Regions from separate parts of the Mus musculus genome. Here region 1 is linked to region 2. A link is a loop called in an ENCODE intact Hi-C map of the cell type or tissue named here. Cell type or tissue: heart. All regions are shown on one strand. Each heading gives the region's core, and the rest is flanking DNA. Links, peaks and the distances in the headings are about the cores only.

Evidence for each region. A loop is a pair of places that touch in the nucleus more often than their neighbours do. Peaks named below come from ENCODE experiments on the same cell type or tissue, not always from the same donor. Only the 100,000 strongest peaks of a DNase experiment are listed, where the experiment ranks them.
Region 1: it touches region 2 in a loop (9-fold over the local background); 9 of 42 quality-filtered maps call a loop at or near these places.

What each region holds. Positions count from the first base shown.
Region 1 is chr1:191,306,397-191,317,062 of GRCm38, reverse strand. Nenf (neuron derived neurotrophic factor) reads left to right here. Exons shown (of 4, transcript NM_025424.3): 2 at 5,543-5,603; 3 at 7,041-7,144; 4 at 9,974-10,276. The coding sequence ends at 10,150. Among named protein-coding and RNA genes, the nearest start is that of Nenf, 6.4 kb to the left of the region's middle. In heart, for the core only: a CTCF peak has its summit at 4,470 (motif pointing left); DNase peaks (open chromatin) are centred at 2,946, 3,685 and 4,222; H3K4me3 peaks cover 1,194 bases; H3K27ac peaks cover 1,224 bases.
Region 2 is chr1:191,385,517-191,396,182 of GRCm38, reverse strand. The region is part of intron 1 of Ppp2r5a (protein phosphatase 2, regulatory subunit B', alpha); the gene reads left to right. It also overlaps the pseudogene Rab11b-ps1. Among named protein-coding and RNA genes, the nearest start is that of Ppp2r5a, 6.2 kb to the left of the region's middle. In heart, for the core only: a CTCF peak has its summit at 4,673; a DNase peak (open chromatin) is centred at 4,662; H3K4me3 peaks cover 1,840 bases; H3K27ac peaks cover 730 bases.

The DNA of each region.
Region 1 (10,666 bases), core at 782-8,781, 79 kb after region 2:
GCGCTTGCTCCCGTCTATTTATTTATTATATACAAGTACAATGTAGCTGTCCTCAGACACTCCAGAAGAGGGCATCAGATCTCATTGCAGATGGTCGTGAGCCACCATGTGGTTGCTGGGATTTGAACTCATGACCTCTGGAAGAGCAGTCAGTGCTCTAAACTGCTGAGCTATCTCTGCAGCCCAAGAACTGCTGCTTTTGACCCACAGGTCCATAAGAACACAGGGATAGGAACATGGCGGGAATGTGAACGGGTGTTACCGGACAGCGGAGGGAACTCCCGGTATAGGCGCATGGGGAGAACAGTTAGCAAAGCTGGCCTGTTGTTCTGCCTAGCAAGGCAATCCACGCCTTACTGATGCGGGCGGGCGGGCTTCTCACTGCCTACACTGGGTGTGCAGTATGGTTTATGTGGAGCACTCTGCATCGGGGCACCCAGACTGGCTGGGGAAGAACCCAGGGTTTCTAGTGGGTAGAGGACCAGATCTTGGTCATTTGTTGTTGGCGAAAGAGATGGTGAGTGTTGTCATCATAAAAAGATAAAGTGGTATTAATATATGTTCTATGGGGGTGTGGTGAGGTGTGGGGGGAGGGGGTGCCTCAGTGGGCCCATGCTGATGCCGAGGCATCTCTTCATCTCTTCCCCCTGAGGGAAACACAACGGTATAGTGTAGAATAGAGTTTATTTAGGGCATGGAGAGGGAGTTAAGAGGGTAGGAGAGAGAGAGAGAGAGAGAGAGAGAGAGAGAGAGAGAGAGAGGAGGAGGAGGAGGAGGAGGAGAGAAGAGAAGAGAAGAGAAGAGAAGAGAAGATAAGAGAAGAGAAGAGAAAGAGAAGAGAAGAGAAGAGAAGAGAAGAGAAGGCCGGCCATGACCACATGGAGAGAGGGGGTTAGAGAATGAAGAGGGGGGAACAGGGGGACAAGGGTAAGAGAACCAGAGATCGAGGAGGGGGCAAGCAGCCCCTTTTATAGTGGGCCAGGTCTACCTGGCTGTTGCTAGGTAACTGTGGGGAGGAACATACTTGACTGCTGCCAGGAACAGTGAGGGTGGAATCCAGACAGAATACGAACATTCCCCCATTTTGGTTTAGTGTTGTGGCGCAAGCCTTTAATCCCAGCACTCAGGAGGCAGAGGCAGGCGGATTTCTGAGTTCGAGGCCAGCCTGGTCTACAAAGTGGGTTCCAGGACAGCCAGGGCTATACAGAGAAACCCTGTCTCAAAAAAAAAAAAAAAAAAAAAAAAAACAAAAAACCAACCAATCAACCAACCAAACAAACAAACTTAGAAAGAGGTGATGGTGAAGCAGAAATAGGGTGGATGTGATATCTGGCTGGTTCATGCTGACATTGGGGCGGCGTGTCTCTGGGGAACCTAGAGGGATGGGTATGGGGGATGTTTGTCTAGTCTTAAGAGAGCGGTCTGCTTCCTTGCTGTCCAGGGCCTGTGGAGCCATCTGAGGATAGGTCGGAAGGAACAGGTCCAGTAGAGTCTGTGTCTGTGAGGAGATTGGAGCATCTGAAGGTTGCTCCTCTGGAGTGGTCCTGGGTATAGTAAGCGCCTGGACTTGACAAGATGTTGAAACACATTATTATAGGTAGAGAAAAGATTAAGTATGTTTGGGAGAAAGAACAGTTTTTTAAGATGTCCAATTGAAACCCAGAGGAATCCCACCCGCTGGAACAGCCGATGTACGGATCTGGACGGAGCCTATGTGATCCATGAAAGGTAGATCTGAGTGGGTTTCCTGTAGCTTACAAGTTTATAAAAGAGATAGCAACATGAGTTAACCACACGAGCAGTCTTTAAGACGAGCCTTTTGTGGAGCAGAAGGAGCATGATTCAAAAGTTGGATCATATACTGGAATGTTTTATTAGAGTTAAGCAAATTTATAGGAGCTCAGATAATATCAGGACAGTGGCATAGCAAGAAGAGGAAATATGAAGTATTTAATGGAAACAGAGTTTAGTTTTTTTCTAGCTGTCAATGTAGTCAGAAGTCTGAGAAAGAATAAACAATAGTCTATCGGTTATATATCAGTTGTGTATTATTTAAAAAAATGAGAGAGTCCACTAGCCAACAGTTCTCTGTGGTCTCCATGGCAACTTGGGCAGAGTCAGTCTGGCTCTCCGGTGCAGAAGTCACAGGGCTTTTTCTCTGTGGAGTGGATGTGTGTGACATGAGGATTGGCTTACCTTGGTTTTAGCCATGTCATGTGACTCAGAGTATCCAGTCTTGTCCACTGCGTATTTCAGTGATTGTCACATCACAATCCAGTAGCTGTGTCCACATCTTCTGAGACTTTGTGGGAGAAACCGTTAGAAGCTTTTGGGGATTCTGTCCGTCATAAACTTAATAGTTGACAAACTTCTGACAGAATTGAGCACTATTGATTGGTTATAACTGACTAGAATTTATTAGCAGTTGTCAAGACAGGATAGGAAAGAGAATCTTAGGTAACTTTGACAGGTTGTGTAGGTAGAGAGAAGTATATTTTTGTATTAGCAAAGAAATATTTGGCTAGGGCTAGAATAAGAAAGCTGGCAGCAGTGGCATAAGACTGTGGTGACAGAAAACGAGTGAGTGCAGCCCTCTGCCGAGTTGTTTGCTTTCATCTATGTATGGGCAGGGTCTTGACACCCCCTCCCCCCAAGCACAGAACCCAAGGAAACACACACACACACAGACTCCAGAATGAGGACAGAGAAAAGACCCTAATTTTTCTATTTCATATTGTGGATGGAGACTTAACTCTGGAGAGCCATAGGCTTGAGGTGGGAAGAATCAGGCAAGGAGATGATTGAAACAGAGGAGTGCTATGGGCAGAGTTAGCAGAGCAGAGCATGTTGGAAATGGGTCTGGTCTGACTGCAGTCACAGGACATCACCTCTGCCCCCGCCCAGTTAGCATCATGGTTTCTGTGATGCAATACTTGGCCATGCTAAAGCTTATAATGGTATCCCGGGTTGGATTCTTGCTGTGCTGTGTGTTTGGCCCAAGTTACTAAGCACCACGGGGACCATATTTTCAACTGTATGGTGTTGACATCAGAGAGAGGGGGATACTATTACAGCAGTTTGCAGATGGCGGGGCTGTCTGACTAGGCAGGCTGTACCTGGAAGGAGGCTGGAATTCTTCAGGAGAAGGGCTTTCCTTCTTTCCTCCTCTTCCTCCTCCTCCTCTTCCTCCTCCTCCTCCTCTTCCTCCTCTTCCTCCTCTTCCTCTTTCTCCTTTCCTCCTCTTCCTCCTCCTCTTCCTCTTCCTCCTCCTCCTCCTCTTCCTCCTCCTCCTTTCCTCCTCTTCCTCCTCCTCCTCTTTCTTCTTCCTTCTTCTTCTTCTTCTTCTTCTTCTTCTTCTTCTTCTTCTTCTTCTTCTTCTTCTTCTTCTTCTTCTTCTTCCTCTCTCTCTCTCTCTCTCTCTCTCTCTCTCTCTCTCTCTCTCCTTTCTTCACAGGAGTGGTGTTCAGACAGGGTCTCCCTATGTAGTTCTGGCTGTCCTGGACTCACTATGTACACCAGGGTGCTTGAAGAATTCACAGAGATCTTAAAGCAAGCACCACCATGCCCTACTAGGTGGAGTTTCTTTTTCCTGGGGGAACCTCTTGGCCTTTCAATGGATTGGGGGCGGGCCATTGAAAGACTGTGACATAGTCCTTCAGGTAGAGTCACCTGACTGCAGATCTCAGCCTTGTCTGTCACACCTGGCTGAGTACTTCACTCCTGGATGGATATGTAAAACTCCCCCTCCCACGGCTACAGGGAGTACCTCGTCTACACAGGCATCTTGTGAAGACGAGATGGAGACACACAAAGTGCTTGGCACAGCGACCCTGAACCAGCCTCTGCGCCTGCTGACCTTATTATAAAAAGTTGAGAGTGTGCTGAGGAAAAGCTCACATTCAGGCACTTCCATTTTCTTTCACGTTCTATTATTTTCTCCCATCCCTTTTAGTCTGTTGATAAATCCCTGTTCCATGACCCTGAAATAGGTCGTGGGTGCTACCGGCAGTAAGAAGACCATGCCCTCAGAGCAGTTTTCTCTGAAAACAAACCAAAACCAAAACAACAACAACAACCCTAAAACCAAACCAAAACACCCACGCAGCTTTCCTCTTTTCCGAAGAGGTGCACAGAGGGCAGGTCTGGCTCCGCTCTGGGCCCAGAGACTGGTGAGGGACAGGAGCTCTGACCAATGTCTAAGTCCTCCTGCCGGCTGTGCCCACGCTCCACCTACTTCCTCTCTGCCCAGTTCTTCCGTGGCCCTGCATTAGAGCCGCTGGAGCACTTGTGGTCGTCCTCTGCTTAGCCAGAGGTAGGCAGGCCACGGCGTGTCCCAGGTGAAGGACAGTGAAGGTCCCTTCCTGTCGTACGAGCCCTGAGGTTGAGGAAGTTTGCCCCCCCCACCCCACTCATTCGCCCCTACAGTCCCAGAAGTTCTCTCTGGGCTAAGAGTGCCCTCTAGTGGTCAAGGGCGAGAAGGCGACCGGAGCCTTGTGTTCCAAAGCTCCAAGTTTGGTCCTGCCTTCTCTGATTCAGTCTATGCCCAATTCAACCTCCTTGGGCCCAAATAGCCTTACTCTGCAGGGTGTGGTGAGGCAAGCTTGGAATCCAAACCCTCAAGAGACATTCAGGAGAACTGAGTTCAAAGCCAGCCTAGGTTACAGAGCAAGACGGTGTCTCAACGCGCACACATTCACACTTGCACGCACGCAGGCACAGACCTGTGCACATAGGCACAACAAATAGCCTCACCCACAAGGGGAGTATTTCATCATCTAGGGTCCTTCCAGCTTAACTTCAAAGTCCCTGTGTACAATTTTGGAATTACATTTTTGTTGTTTCCTTTCTTGAGACAAGGTCTCATGGTTTGACCCTGTGTCATAGGCTTTCTGTTGCTGTGATACAATGCAGTAACCGTGACCAAAAGCAACTTGGGAAGCATACAGTTTATTTCCTCTTACACTTCTAGGTGACACAAGTCTTTTTTGATTATCTGATTCTTCACTACTCCCCCCCCACCCCCGAGAAAGGGTTTCTCTGTGTAGCCCTGGCTGTCCTCTGTAGACCAGACTGGCCTTGAACTCAGAAATCTGCCTGCCTCTTCCTCTCAAGTGCTGGGATTAAAGGCGTGCGCCACCACTGCCTGGTAACTTTACAACTTTTAGAACTTAGATCAGGCTCTTCTGTCTTGTGTTCTTCTCTCTGAGGTGCCAGCTGCCAAAACGATGTTCAATCCCTTTGTAGCTACTGACCAAAGTCTGAACTGGAAAAGGCATTCCAATGTCCCTTCCCAGGTGGTGGTGGTGGTGGGGGAGGCCATGTCTTCCCCTCTTTCTGGAGAGCAGACAGGAGTATATGTTCCATTAATACCCTTTGAAAGGGTGGCAAAGGGCATGTGAGGACACCACAAAGGTCCAGGTTCACAAGAAGAAAGGTCACCACAGTCCATGGGGTTGTGGTGTAAGCTGCCCTCTGCACCAGTGACTTCCTCAGTGCCTCAGGCCTCTCCCCTGCTCCTCACACCTCCCCCCCTGCTTTCCAGGAGGATCAGCCCATCTACTTGGCAGTGAAGGGAGTGGTGTTCGATGTCACCTCTGGGAAGGGTAAGTGGCTCATCACTTCTGGGGAACTCGGGCAGAGCAGGTGCTTGGAGGGATGAGGCAGGGGTTCTGTCAGGCAAGGCCTTTCCTTCCCTCTGCAAGGCCGGTTGGAGCTGAGCCTTGTCAGGGTTTCACCAAAACAGGTCCATGGACTTAGTGCTCCATTGATGCCTCATTTCTACTTGAAGGGCAGTGTGTTCAAACCCCATGAGCACTCTGTTAGAAGCCAGAAGAGTGTCCCTTGGCTAAGAGTTGCTGTTGTAGAAGTGGCAGAACCTTTCAGTACCATGCAGTAGCTTCCCTGACTGTATCTACTCTACTACCAGGAGGTGGGTTTTCACTACTCCTCTAAGTCCACATGGTAGAAGACTTGAGTTCCTGAGATGTTTAAGACCGGAGGCTCTTCTTGTCTATGCTTGTGTATACATACACACACACACACACACACACACACACACACACACACACACACACAGAGACCACACAAAAGCACACACCTTATATACAGGTAGACAGACAGACACACACAGACAAACACACCACATAGGCACACTTTCAAACAAACTATACACACACACACAAACACAGAGACAAACTCATCACACAGACATACACACATTCTAAAGACAGACACACAGGCACACATATAAACACACTCTTTCTCTCCATATATATATATGTATATATATATATGTATATATACACACATATACATATATATACATATATATAATATATATACACACAGAGAGAGACACACTACAGACATACACCCTACAGACAGACAGACAGATAAATAGACAAACACACACACACACACACACACACACACACACACACAGTATTTAACCCAGGGCTTTATGTACCAATGAGCCACATCCCTAGCCTCTCTCCCCCTTTAAGAATACTTATTTTGAGGCAGGCATAGGCTGGTCTTGAATTTGCAGTTCTACACCAGCTTCCTTTCTAGCTCTGACTACAGGCCTGCATCATTAAGCATAACTTACATTTTAATTTTTTTAAAAAAAGGTTTGTTTATTTATTTACTTTATATCTATGAATACACTGTAGCTGTCTTCAGACACACCAGAAGAGGGAATCGGATCCCATTACAGATGGTTGTGAGCCACCATGTGGTTGCTGAGAATTGAATTCAGGACCTTTGGAAAAGCAGTCAGTGCTCTTAACCACTGAGCCATCTCTCCAGCCCCCTACATTTTAGTTTTTAAAGAGACTTCATTGAGTGTTTTCTGCAGTCTCTCAGCTGACAGGTGTGTTCTGGGTAGGTGCAACACCATAAGTTTGCCTGGGCCTCCCATCTGCCCTGTGAAGTTCATCTTCAGAACTATAGCCTTTCCAAGAACTGGGGAGTCTGGAGAACCCCCCAACCCCTGGCTTCCATCCATGCATACCCACACTCTTCCTTCCGCCCTGCTGCAGAGTTTTATGGACGAGGAGCCCCCTACAATGCCTTGGCCGGGAAGGACTCCAGCAGAGGTGTGGCCAAGATGTCACTGGATCCAGCAGACCTCACTCACGACACTGTAAGCCGGATAAGCCTTTGTCAAAACGTTCCGTTCCCATTCTGTGGGGTTTATTCTTGGTTCTCAAGACAGAGTGTCACTATGTAGCCCTGTCTAGGCTGGAAATTTCTAGGTAGACCAGGATGGCCTCAAACTCACAGGACTGCCAAGGGCTGAGATTAAAGGTGTGTACCACTGAGCCCAGTTGTTTTTAGTTTTGTTTGTTTTGTTTAAGTCTCTGGATTAATCAGACTTCTTTTATTACTCTGGATTTGAATGTAGACATCCCCAACCCCCGACACACACACACACACACACACACACACACACACTAGGCAAATGCCTTACCACTGAACAAGCTCCTTGGCCCACAAAACTTCTTAATAAGCCTATTAATTAGCGTATGTGGCTTGGTAGCCAACTGCTCTCTGGGTCACCCTATTTAGGAGCCTCTGTTGGCTTTTCACTGCCTACAGACTTAAGTCCAAACTCTGTGGACTCGTCAGCTGGGCATCTGTGTGCGCTGCACACATCTCTGAGTCCTGCTCTTGGTAGTTGCCGAAGCTTAGTGGATGGACTTGGAGAATCAAGGCCCCTCCCTGTGCTCATGCTTCTGTGCAGAAGACCACAGCATGTTAAAAGTGGGCCTGGTTATAGCACGCCTGTAGTCCCAGCACTCGGGAGGCAGAGGCAGGCGGATCTCTGAGTTCTGAGGCCAGCCTGGTCTCCAGAGTGAGTTCCAGGACAGCCAGGGCTACACAGAGAAACCCTGTGTACTGGCTAGTTTTGTGTCAACTTGACACAGCTGGAGTTATCACAGAGAAAGGAGCTTCAGTTGAGGAAATGCCTCCATGAGATCCAACTGTAAGGCATTTTCTCAATTAGTGATCAAGGGGGAAAGGCCCCTTGTGGGTGGGACCATCTCTGGGCTGATAGTCTTGGGTTCTATAAGAGAGCAGGCTGAGCAAGCCAGGGGAAGCCAGCCAGTAAGGAACATCCCTCCATGGCCTCTGCATCAGCTCCTGCTTCCTGACCTGCTTGAGTTCCAGTCCTGACTTCCTTGGTGATGAACAGCAATGTGGAAAGTGTAAGCTGAATAAACCCTTTCCTCCCCAACTGCTTCTTGGTCATGATGTTTGTGCAGGAATAGAAACCCTGACTAAGACACCCTGTCTCAAACAAACAAACAAAAATTTATATAGTAATATCCACAACATAGTATAGTAATTTTTATATAGTAAATGCTACAATTGCCTGGCATTCACCTGAATTGTGCTTATCAAATCAATATAAAAAATTGTGAGAAGTCAAATTCTCTTTTTTTAGATTTATTTATTTATTATGTATACAGTGTTCTATCTGCATGTGTGCCTGCAATTCAGAAGAGGGCACCGGATCTCATTACAGATGGTTGTGAGTCACCATGTGGGTGCTGGGAATTGAACTCATACCTCTGAAAGAACAGCCAGTGCTCTTAACCTCTGAGCCATCTCTGCAGCCCAGTGAGTCAACTTCTTAAGCCACAGCATTATAGAAAGAAATTAGTGGGAAGGGTTTAGTCTGCCTTCCATACCGTAACAAAATATCTAACACAAATAACCTTTTTAAAAATGAATTTTTATTTCGTTGTATGTGTGTCTATGTGCACCACTGGCATGCACGTACCTGTAGAGGCCAGAAGAGGGCACCAGATCCCCTGAAACTGGAGTCAAAGGCAGTTTGGAGCTAGCTGCCTGATGGGCGTGCTGGGAAGAAAACCTGGGTCCTCTCCAAGAGCAGAAAGTGCTCGTAACCACCAAGCTGTCTCTCTAGACGTCTAAGTAACATCTAAAGAGAAAGGGTTTACTCTGGAAGCTTCAATCCAGGACTGACTGATCTCAGAGCTCGAGCATGTGGCAGAGAAAGCCCATGCTCCTTATGACCAGGAAGCAAAGGAGAGAGTGAAGTGTCTTGTGTCCCACAGTTCCTCTGGAGGGCACACTCTCAATGTAAGGATCTCATACTAGGCCACGCCCCTTAAAAGCACCATCACCTCCCAGTAACTTCACCCTGGAGACCAAACCATTGACACATGGACCTTTCACCAAGGGGCATCCTCAGTCCAGGTTACAGCAGATGCTGTACTTAAATGTTTAATAACGACAGAGAGGTGGGCAGGCTGCAGTGCTGCCCACCCAGGACTGGGTGTTCTGTGGAAGATACTTCCTGTGTCAGCTGACCAGCAAAACTGATGAGGCCATTGCTCCCCTGCTCACACACCCTGCTCACACACCCAGCACTCTCTCTGTACAGACACTTTGTACCCACACTCTGCTCTCACAGAACACACGCAGACTCTGTTCACACACCCTGCACACACAGAGACTCTGCTCACCGCCCCCCACAAACACTCTGCTCACACCCCCCACACATGCATCCTGCACTAACATCCTGTAAACACTCCTCACTTACCCTCTGTGTACATACCCTGCATACCTAGAGCTGTTTCTTTAAAAGTTTGAAAGTTCATTCTTTGATTTAAGATGGAGGGTTTTTCCCCCATATTTTTCTGGCGAGAATGGACGCCATGAACACAAAGGCAGTTTCCCAGGGTGAGTCTCCACGTGTGCTGACCGCTGCCATTTCCCCAAATGCAAGAAACTTGGTCCCAGAATCTGTGATGGCGGGCTGTGCACCTGCTCTCTCCTAAAAAAGGCTTTGCTTTGTTTTCTTTCGTTTTCTTTTAGCATGGTTTTTTCTTTTGCACTTGGAGTTTGGGGCTGATAAGGCAGGGCCAGAGAGAGGACAGTGCCAGTCACAACTTGTCAAATTCAGCTTGCTCATCTCTCTCTCCCATCTCTTCTCCCCAAGACTGGTCTCACGGCCAAGGAGCTGGAGGCCCTCGATGACGTCTTCAGCAAGGTGTACAAAGCCAAGTACCCCATTGTTGGCTACACAGCCCGAAGGATCCTCAACGAGGATGGCAGCCCCAACCTGGACTTCAAGCCTGAAGACCAGCCCCATTTTGACATAAAGGACGAATTCTGATGTCTAGCTGAGAAGCAGCCGGTTCTAGGGAGAAGTGAGGGGACAGGAGTTAAGTGTCCCTCGGAACAAGCGGAGGAAGCCTCCGAGTGCCCTGCAGCTGAATAAAGCGAATGTTTAACTGGGAGACTCTGTGTATGGTTCTTGGTCAGGGGCCGTGCCTGCCTGGTGTCCCTGCCCGCCAGCAGGTGTGTGTGTGGGTGCTCAGCTGTGACTAAAGGCCAACGTCACAGTGCGCTGTGAAGAACCCCCGATTCTACATTCGCTTGTGTTCCCCACACTCCCTACCACAACCACATCTCCTTTGTAGTAAGGATACATTAAGCAAACAACCCCATTGCTGCAGAAGCATTCTCCTGTCTCTGCACTTCCTATGCACGGCCTGCAGGGGTGAGGTTCCTGTCTTGGTCCTGATGTCCATGTCTGCTTGTGATGAGGCCAGGAGGTAAGGACCATGTAAGCGGTGGCAGGAACTGGCTGCAGCCAGACTGGCAGGGAGCCTGGTCGGGGGTCACAGAG
Region 2 (10,666 bases), core at 787-8,786:
CCCACCTGCGCGCTTGCCCCGCCTGCCCTTGCCTTGGCGATTTCAGGGTCCCCAGAGGTACCTGCGCTCCCTTCCCTCGTCCAGTCTTTCGACTCCCTGCCTCGCTGAGCCTCAACCCTGGTTTTCTCCAAGCTTAGCTAGTTCTTCTCTTTCTCTGTTTGTCCCTCAGTTGTCACATCCAGGGTCCAAACAAACTGCTGCCGAGTTAGCTGGCCTTTAGACGTAGCTATATAGAACTAGCTTAAAACCGGGACCAGGTGACAGATCTTACTGTCTCGTTAGACGTAAATGTTATACCTCAGAAGACCTCGATTGTCTTTGGAGAGGTTATGAAGGAAGAGTAATTTCTTTGCCGTGGAACGGGAACTTGGTTAGCGCGGCTATGCTTCCAAGGACTTTGTAAGGTTTTGTAAGTAATTCAGATTGGTATCCGTGCCTAATGCCTCGCAGGAGTGCTTGGCACTCCTTTTGGCTCTCTTTTCTCACCCGGTTTGGAGGCTTTTCATGAGTTGTTTACTGGCGTTCTTGCTTATTCTTTGAGAATTACTGGCTTTTAATTTAATAATTTTACGTCTTTGCATTTTATGAGCTAGATGTCATTAATGGAAAAGATGTTTATGTTCCTAGATATTTAAGAAATTCTTTGCAACCTGATAGAAACCTAGAGAATGAGTCACAAGGCCAAGAAATAAAAGAAAGGCTCATGCCAAAATAGATAAATGATCAGCAGATTTTTCAATTCTTTTGACAAAGATCCAGCATCCCTTTCAAGGCCAATCTGGTTGTGATTTGTCTTTGAGTCTATGAATCCTGACTTAGTTTGGCAAGGAGTGTAAAGAAAACCCTAGATCAAATCAACAGTTGACCAGCAACAGCTTGGAACCCCATTTAAACTCTACATCTGCCTCTCGGGGTGCTTCTGAATTAAGGATATACCACTGGTAGAATCACACAGACTTTTGAAAATAGTTTATGTTAGGTGTGTGGTGTCTCATTTGTTGCTTTATTGCTCTTTACCATACTAGAATTGTTCAAATTGATACAGCACTGTCAGTGGAGTGCAGCCATAGCCTAAAATAACTCTGTCCTACCTGTTAGGATAGTGAATTGCTACTCAGAGGTTTAAGCTTTTATACTTAATTAAGAGTTATTTTATCCTTTGTTTTTCATTAGTTTATCCTGTTAATTTTAGTTTGAAGTCTCGATACTAGCATTTTTCTTATGTATCTAATTTGCTAACGTGGTTTTCTTCTTCTTAGTGTTGTACTTCTTAGTTCCTCTGCTAGTAATTGAATTTTAAACATCTGGTTAGTCTTGAGATGCCTCTGTAGTAGATTTTGCCTTTAAGACGGACAGAAATCCACAGAATCAGTAATCAGACTCAAAGTTACCTGATGTTTGGTTGAAGATGTAGCAGGAACTGCCAATGTTTTCACATACAGAATTTGGTCAGTAGTAGAAAGAAATTGAAATTTGCGTGTATAGTGTTCCCCATAAGGTATTATTCATGATAAACTGATGCAGATTCGATTGAGGAAGTAAAACTTTTTACTTGAAAATAAAATCCTCAGGAAAAACTGCTTTAAATCCAGTTGTCAAAATGCTTGAAAAGTGATTTTTTTTTTTAATGGAGTTGTCTTACTTGGTGCTTTGGCAGTGCCCTTGATACCACCGTGTTGAGAGTTTTTTCTGTCAGTAGTATTTTCCCCCAGTTGTGGGTTTTAGCAAAAACAACAGCAGAAAACCCTTTCGTATGAAAGAGAAATTTTCTTAACTGCTCTGAAATACAATCTCACTGGTTGTGGAGTGATTCAGATATCCATGGGCATCCAAGATCTTTCAAGTATTTTATATCAACCAACCTGCTTGCTTACACTTTGTCCACATGCATCTGAACTGGAAAGGTGCCAAGGAGTTTTGTTAGAAACAGACTCTGAGTAAGATTAACAAAACAATCCAACCTTTTCAGTTTATTTTTGCAAAACCTTGTAGGTGAGTGGGTTGCATGATTTTTAAGGCTGAAAATGTTAAAAATAAATAGTGTAAGTTCCTCTGAGGGCTAGATGCTAGAAAATAAAACCAGGATCAGTATATGTGAATCACCTTTTCTGGTCTTGAAACTTGTGTTCTTGTAGGTTGTAATTTTTTTACCTAAAACTTGTTATTTCATAATGAACAATTCAGGAACTTGTTATTTAAGATAGGTCATCTTTCAGTGTTTAGCCTATTTTGGTTTAAATTTCTGAAAGGATTGGCTTGGTAAAATAGCTCCTTTACGTGTATAGACAGCTTAGTATTTCAAATAATTATCTTTGAAAACAAAACAAGACAATATTGCCTATGACAATTGGAACAACCAAAAACTGTGTGTCATTAATTCTTGTTATGTGCCTTTTCAATCTACTATAGTAATGCTATTATGCTGTTATCTAACAGTCTGGGGCTCAGTGTATTTTCACAAATATCTTTTTTTTTTTTTTTTTTTTTTTTTTGAGGTTTGAACAGGTTAGTTTCGGACCTGTGATTATCTAGATGGTGTTTCTTCTGACTTTGGGACTTTGGTCAAATGCCAGTAGTTTTGCTGTAACTCATTTTACATAAACTTCAAGTAGTATGGTTGAGAAAGTCTGGCCAGGAGAGGTCGTTACAGTAGAAAGTAAGTTTTTGATCTTTCTGAGTTATTTTCCTTATCAGTAAAGTGGGAATAATACTATCTCCCAGGATTGGAGAGAGTAAATGAAATAATTTAAGTGCCTGGAAATAAGCAAAGCAAGCTAGCTTCCATTCTCTTGTGTTTGAAATACAGGTTAAAATATTTTAAATGAGTAATTGTTAGTAGTGCTTAAATAAAAGCTTTCCTGGAATATTACTTTTAATTATGTGTGCGGGCGTATGAGTAGTGTCTGTAGAGCCCAGGGGTAATGGATGCCCTGGAGTTGGTCTTACAGGTGGTTGTGAATAGCTCTAACTTAGGTTCTAGGAACTGAGCTGCGGTCCTCTGGGAGCAGTACATACTTTTAACCTAGGGGTCTATCTATCCAGCCTGTAGTAATAATTTCTTACCAAGAAAAGGAATCAAATTAGTCACTATGACTATACAGACACACATTTCTCTTAGTAAACAGCAAGGAGCAGAAACTGATTTTGAGATTGAACTCTTCTTGAGATAAAGAGTGGCTGGAAAGATGGCTCACTGGTTAAGAGCACTGGCTTTTCCAGAGGACCTAGGTTCTGAGCCCAGCACCCATCTGTAACAACAGTACCAGGGGATCCAAAGCCCTCCTCTGACCTGTGAGGACACCAGGCACACAAGGGGTTTACAGACATACACCCGCACACAAACAAACAAACAAACAAATTAAAAAAAAAAAAGATGAGGTAAAAAACTTTCAGAGAATCATTCAGTTTCATTGTTGATCTCTGAAAAACTAAGGCCAGAACATTAATGCTGACTGAAGTTAGCTTGCAGTTGCCTGCTTAGAATTAGGGGGAAGTCTATGCACATGTTTTGTTGAGGTAGTGATCTTCTGAGTGAATTGTGACAGAATTAGGGTTTTTTTTAAGTTGATTTGGGGAGGGGCACCACTACTACTACTCTTTTAACGTTTAAGGTTCATGGATATTCAGTTATTTATCCAAACACAACATTTTTGTAAATAGGAAAAATACTAAGGTAAAGTTGAAATTCATCTGCACAAGTTAAGAGAAATGCTTTAACTGGCTATAACATTTCAGTTGTTTAGGGACTGTTTTCTAACTTGTCATAACCCTTCAACAAGAAATAATTTTTAAAAAAACTTTTAAAGAATATACTTAGAGAAATTGCTCAATATTGTGTCTAGTGCTAGTCTTCATATGAGGAAAATCTTTCTCCTTTAAGGCTAACGTCTTCAGAATTCCTATTTACGATCATATCCCCACCTCATTTTTTTTTTTTTTGGTCATCTTTATTAATTTCTGTGTTATTTTTGGAATCATCTAATTGAGTAAAGTGATAAATTAGGAAAATACATCTAACAAGTTGGTGAGACCATTGGAGTAGAGCGCTGTCCTGTAAATAGCAGATTTGAATTGTCTCCCTGCTTCAGTGATGACTCACAGTCGCTTGGGGCTAGCTGTTTAACCCCTGTGAACTTACTGTTTTCCACCTGTAGGAATAATGTTCTCCTTGATAAAGGCCTGTGATGATTGTATTTAGGTTATTATTGCCCCTTTGAGTTTTAGAGTCAAAGGTTTAGCTACAAAATAATATATTTGGGAAATAATAGGTTTTTGTGCTTTGCTTTGTTTTTTAATTTGGCTTTTAACATTGTAGCATATGCAGTAGAGTCTGGGTGTTAAGGACTGTGCTACACAGTATAGTCCTCCTTAGGCACTTGGAAAGCTTAAAAAATATCCTCTCCTGGCCTATATCCCTCAGAGTCTGCTAATTGGTCTAAGGTGGAATCTAGGCTTGTTTGTTTTTTAAAACTGCCAGGGTGATCCTCATGTGCAGTTAGGAGTGGGGGCCAAGCAGCACAAATTTAGTGTCTGCTGGATTAATTCATTCATTGAAGCTTTGTCTTTCTCTTTGGTACTCATGGTTCCTTACTCTCCGCCCATTAACTTTTCCTGCCCTCACTTCACCCTCTGGTATTTACAATTTACTCTTTTAACTCTGCTGCCCTCTATGGCTGGCTAGTCGGCACTGTTCTGAGTTTTCATATGATAAGATTCTGTTAGGTCTTGTTTGATATCTAAAGAAAGCCCAGCTGTTGTCATCCAGTGCCAGGAGATCAGGTGTTTGCTCGCTTGCTTTTGTTTTGTTGTTTGGAGTTGAGATTGAGTAGGCAACAAACATTTGGGAACACAGTAGATGTTGGCTTAGCTTTAATTTCATTTTTCGGGATCACTGGTGATGACGCCAATTGCTTTGGAGTACCAAACTGTTGTCTTCTATCTGAGGTCTTCTCTTTCTTGAAGATCTTAGCCTAATATTTCTACTGGGTATATTAAAATATAATGGTGGTGTACACTGTTTCTCCTGCCACCAGAGTCAAGCAGATCTCTGAGTATGAGACCATCCTGGTTTACATAGCAAATTCCAGGCCAAGCAAGACTGCATAGTGGACCTATCTTTAAAAAACAAAACAAACAAAACTAATGGGAAAGTGAGCTGTTGAATTTAACTGTTTTGCGTCATGTCTTATATTTATTTTTTTATCAAGTGTTTTCTTCCAGCGATTTTTTTCATGTTGATGTTCAACTTAATCTTGACCATGGCTCTTTGTGGAAGGTAGCAGTGAGGCTCCAGAGCCGCTTTTAGTTCATTTTCCTAGTTTGTCTTTGGCCTTTCTACTAACCACTCTGGATAATACTACCATTTGTTGATTTGTTGTGGGTGAATGTTCAGTTGATATTTAGTAGTTTGCTCCCTGGAATGAGATGGTAAATTTTATTTTGCAAAAGTAGATTTTTTTTTTTCAAAACACATAGTACCAAGTACAGTATAATAAATGTCATGTAGACACAGTCGCTATTTTGATAAAATTCTCCTTGGTTGTCTTTTAGTCACCTACCTTCCTGCATTGATAGTGCTTTTGCCAGAATGTTCAATATTGACTATGAGACCCGTTCTTTTTTGTTTGCTTTGTGTTTTAATATATTTATGCCTAAAACAGTTAAGCTAAGTAAATGAATTCTGATTTCCTAGTACTTTGATAATCGTAAAGAATGAGTAAGGCTCTGGCTTGGTCTAAGGTATGTGTGCTGCTGAAGTGAGCACAGCAAATGCCAGATTAAAGCAAAGGAAACTGCCCTTGCGTCTGACATAGCGTGACCCAGCACTGATGTTCTAGGAAAGCAGTTGTGTACAGTTGTGTGGAATAAAATCAGATAAGCTGAAATAGTTTGTATCTATGATTTATATTTTTTCTCTTTATTTTTTTGTGGTAAGATCTCATGGTGTATTCTGGACTGACCTCAGACTCACTACTGTGTAGCCCAGATGGGCCTTGAACTCATGATTCTCTTTCCTCCCGTGTGATGGGATTACAGGCCTGCAGGACCTTGCCTGGCTAGTTTATATTAATCTCTACATTTGAGGTGCAGTCTTAATTTATGAGGATGTACTTGAAGGAAATAAAAGAAACAGATCTAAAATCTATAATTACTTTTAGTACATTATTGTGTGACAAGAAAACCTAATTGCTGGAAGTTTGACATGACAGGCTGGGTTTATGTAAAATAGACTCTGCTTGTCGGAGCAGGATAATTGAATAATAAGCAGTTTCGAGACTTTTTATGTGTATCTTAACTTTTAACTCTTTGCTGAAGGACTTTGTTTCCGTGAGCTTTTTGAGTGAGTAATGAAAAGTTTTAGAAATGTTATTTTGATTCACTTTCCTGTAAAGAAACTTACTAGGTTTTATTTGGTCATGTCAGTCAGTGTAGTTTGCTGACTATGGTAGGTTTACATGATCTAAGAGAACCTATTTCTTTCTTTCTTTTTTCCTTTTTTTAAAAGATTTATTTATTTATTTATTTATTTATTTATTATATGTAAGTACACTGTAGCTGTCTTCAGACACTCCAGAAGAGGGCATCAGATTTTGTTACGGATGGTTGTGAGCCACCATGTGGTTGCTGGGATTTGAACTCAGGACCTTTGGAAGAGCAGTCGGCACTCTTAACCACTGAGCCATCTCACCAGCTCCCGAGAACCTATTTCTTTTTTTTTTTTTTTGTATATACAAAACACGAAGATATTGCTTCACTTGCAGACAGGTTCCTGACCAGACACGGAGACGAGACAGAGAAGTGGGGATGGACAGAGGAGAGCGCTGCGTGCAGAGGAGGAGGGAGAGGGGGCAAGGGTGTCTTCTCCCAGCATAAATCTACAGGCAGGAGCAGGAGTGCGCAGGCCTGGGAATGCTGGAGGCCGTGCTGGCACTGGCTATGGTGGTGTAGGCAGGAGGCAGAGCCCAGAATGTCCACCTGCTCAGCCTCTGATGCCTGGCTCTTCAGGTATCAGCTCAGAGAGAGTTTGGGATGAGGATACAGGGCCAGCTGGTCAACTGGCCAGAGAGGAAAGGCGGTTTCGATCTCTGGAGTCTGGAAAACAGGAGAAGCAGGCTCCTTCCACTCATCTTCCTCACCTCTGGCTGGCCCTGTCCATCCTACCAACCTCCCTATCCTGTCAAGATGCCCACAATATCCAAGAGCAGGTACATAAACAAGGGGCTTTTAGCTTCTCTTGAGCAGGCAGGACAGGAGAGGCCACTGGACTCCTGCTCTTCCTGGGCCATTGGGCTGGCAGGCGGAGCTCACTTGGAGGGTGGGAGCAGCCTGTCCTAGAGGGACAAGGGAGGGGCCGGGAGGACACTGGTGAAGGGCTGGCCAAGGATCGAGGACGTGCACGCACGCTGGGTCAAAGTGCAGGGCAAGCCGGGCAGTGGTGGCGCACGCCTTTAATCCCAGCACTTGGGAGGCAGAGGCAGGCAGATTTCTGAGTTCGAGGCCAGCCTGGTTGACAGAGTGAGTCCCAGGACTGCCAGGGCTACACAGAGAAACCCTGTCTTGAAAAACCTGTCTTTTGGAGATGCTGTGTGTAGGCTATAAGAACTTTCTCATACTGTGGCTACATTAGCATAGCACTGTCTTTTCCACTGGTCCCCCCCCAATTTGAAAGCAGGAGATAAAGTGGTCTGCGATAACTGGGACTTGCACATGGACTTAATTAGGAGAATTCATCAAACACTTAACTGATTTTAGTCTCCTAGAGTTTCTGGAGGAGATGAAACTGGACAATGACGTAGCATTGTTGCGCGCACTCAACTGGCCAGGAAGAACGACGCTGCAACAGGATCCTTCTGCACACGTTTATTCAGTCCTGTTTCTTCTTGTTTATATCTCCCTTGTTTATATCTCCCTTGTTTATATCTCCCCTGTTTATATCTCCCTGTTTATATCTCCCTGTTTATATCTCCCTTGTTTATATCTCCCTTGTTTTTATATCTCCCTTGTTTTTATATCTCCCTTGTTTATATATCTCCCTTGTTTTTATATCTCCCTCGAGCCCTGGGCCTCTCACTCTTTTATACTCTCAGTTCCCATCCACGCACAGCAGGCCACGCCACCTCACCAGGCACGCAGCTTCAGCTAATCAGGGCAGCAGGGGCAAATCTCCATCAAATTGGATTCACCTGTATCCTGGTACACCTGCGCAGCACTCAAGATGTTTGTGTCTTATATGAGGAAGTCAGGTGCAAGTCATATGACTTAGCTGCAGTCCCTGGCGCCTTTGGGACTGCCGCCACACCCGCTCCCCACAATTCCCCCTTTTTTCTTTTTTGGCAGAGAGAATGTCTGTAGATAGCCCCCCGCAACCATGCCCCTTACCCGTCCTTGGGTGACAAACAGCATTGGTTTGATCCCTGTCTTAGGTTGGTGACATGCCCAGGGAGTCTTATCACTGACTACCTCTCTATCATGCCAAGCCACACCTGGGGAGATTGTGTTTTGCTTGTGGCAGGTGCATCAAAAGGCCAGGATGTTAATTAACTTATGGCCAGATCTTAATTGCTGCAAGCAAGCCTCATGGGTGAAGGTAGAGGTCTGATCCCCCGTGTGCAAGCATAGGGGCCCTACACAAAACCATCCCTTAGGCTCATCACCCAGAGAGGTCTTGGCCAGCTCCCGTGTCGTTTTTCCTGGGGGAAGGGAACTAGGACACTGAACCTTCATGCAATCAGACATGCCTTCCACAGGATGCCAACAGCAAGCTATCCTCTGTGCAGTGCTTAGCCTCGCACCCCACGGCATAACGCAGCATAATTTCTTTTAGAGCGGCAAACCGAATCTGAGGAGATTGTCCCGCCTCCACTGCAGCAAAAGCCTACGCTACCATGGCGAAAGTGCGGGCCGCACACTCTGCACCTAACACATGTGCCAAACACAAAACACACACACACTATAACAAGCATACATCCCAGGGCTCTCATCCCCGCTCATCTTCCCTGAAGCAAGGGATAGATAGCCAGAGGGGCTATCTCTTTAAGGGGAATTCAGGGATCAAAAAGCGTGGAAAATTTTGAATGTCATGTCGAGCTGGTATCGGCTTCTGGAATACCGAAAGGATCTCTCATCTCGGCTCCATCCTTTGTGCTTGTGGGATCATCCACCACATCCACAGGGGCAACTGGATCAGGAGCCTCATTCTTGCAGCGTCTCACCAATCTCTCCGGCACGAAAAGAGGTTCCGTCTGGTCCTGTGGGAACACACAAACAGACCCTCTCGCCCACGTCAACACCTGATCTGGTCGATCCTCTCCAAATCTCCAGACAGAAGGTCCACCTACAGGTGGCTGCTGAGGAGGCATAGGGAGAGGACGCAGAAGCTAATTCGCCTTCCTCCTCCACCTCTGCTCTTATATTTTGTCCTTTCTGTCCACCTGATAACACTGTGTCTCCTTTCTTTTTCTTTTTTCTTTTTAAGCCCTTCTCCTCTTCCGACATATTTTCTTGTTGCTCTATAAGGATTTTCTGACCTGTCTTGACTGCCTCTACACACAGTTTCAAACAGTAACAGAGTCCATATATCAGAACAAACAAGACCAAAACTATCAGACCTACCCACAAAGGGTCAATGGAAGAAAAAAGCATAACTACACAGCGAGGATCTATTGATCACTACACTGAGGTTATCATAGTTCCTTAATCTGTCCTGAAACCGTGAACCTTAACTTGTCCCAAAGCCGGGAACCTTTTGTTACCTTGTGCCTGCTTGCTGGCAACTTTATGCTCACCTCTATTTTATCAGAGGTCCTTCCCAAACTCCTGGGTTACTTTGTGCCTACTTCCTGGCAACTTTATGCTCACCTCTATTTTATCCGAGGTCTTTCCCAAAGTCCTGGGGTCGCAAGTTTCACTCACCGTGAACTTACCCTGCCGGCAACCACTGACTGCTGAAAGTTCTGAACTCGGTGGGGGAGTCGGTTCCCCGTACGGGCCACCAATTGTCGCGCCCGCTCTCGACCAGCAAGAACGACACGACCACCAGTCCTTCTAACAGCAGTTTATTCAGTCTTCATCTTTCTTCTTTCTCTTCATCAGTACCGTTCCCCAGCTGAATAGTTCTGAATCCACGCCAGATCCTTCTCAACAGTCTGTTTCACGGGAACCTTTATTAACCACTTCTTCCCCGTTATGCAGTTCTGAATCCTTCCTGTAGCAGGGGGTCTTCGCTCATGCCTGAAGATGTTTCTTTTCCCGGGTTTCAGCACCACTTCTCAACAGTCTGTTTTATGCAGAAGGATCTTGTTGCGCGCACTCAACTGGCCAGGAAGAACGACGCTGCAACAGGATCCTTCTGCACACGTTTATTCAGTCCTGTTTCTTCTTGTTTATATCTCCCTTGTTTATATCTCCCCTGTTTATATCTCCCCTGTTTATATCTCCCTGTTTATATCTCCCTGTTTATATCTCCCTTGTTTATATCTCCCTTGTTTATATCTCCCTTGTTTTTATATCTCCCTTGTTTTTATATCTCCCTTGTTTATATATCTCCCTTGTTTTTATATCTCCCTCGAGCCCTGGGCCTCTCACTCTTTTATACTCTCAGTTCCCATCCACGCACAGCAGGCCACGCCACCTCACCAGGCACGCAGCTTCAGCTAATCAGGGCAGC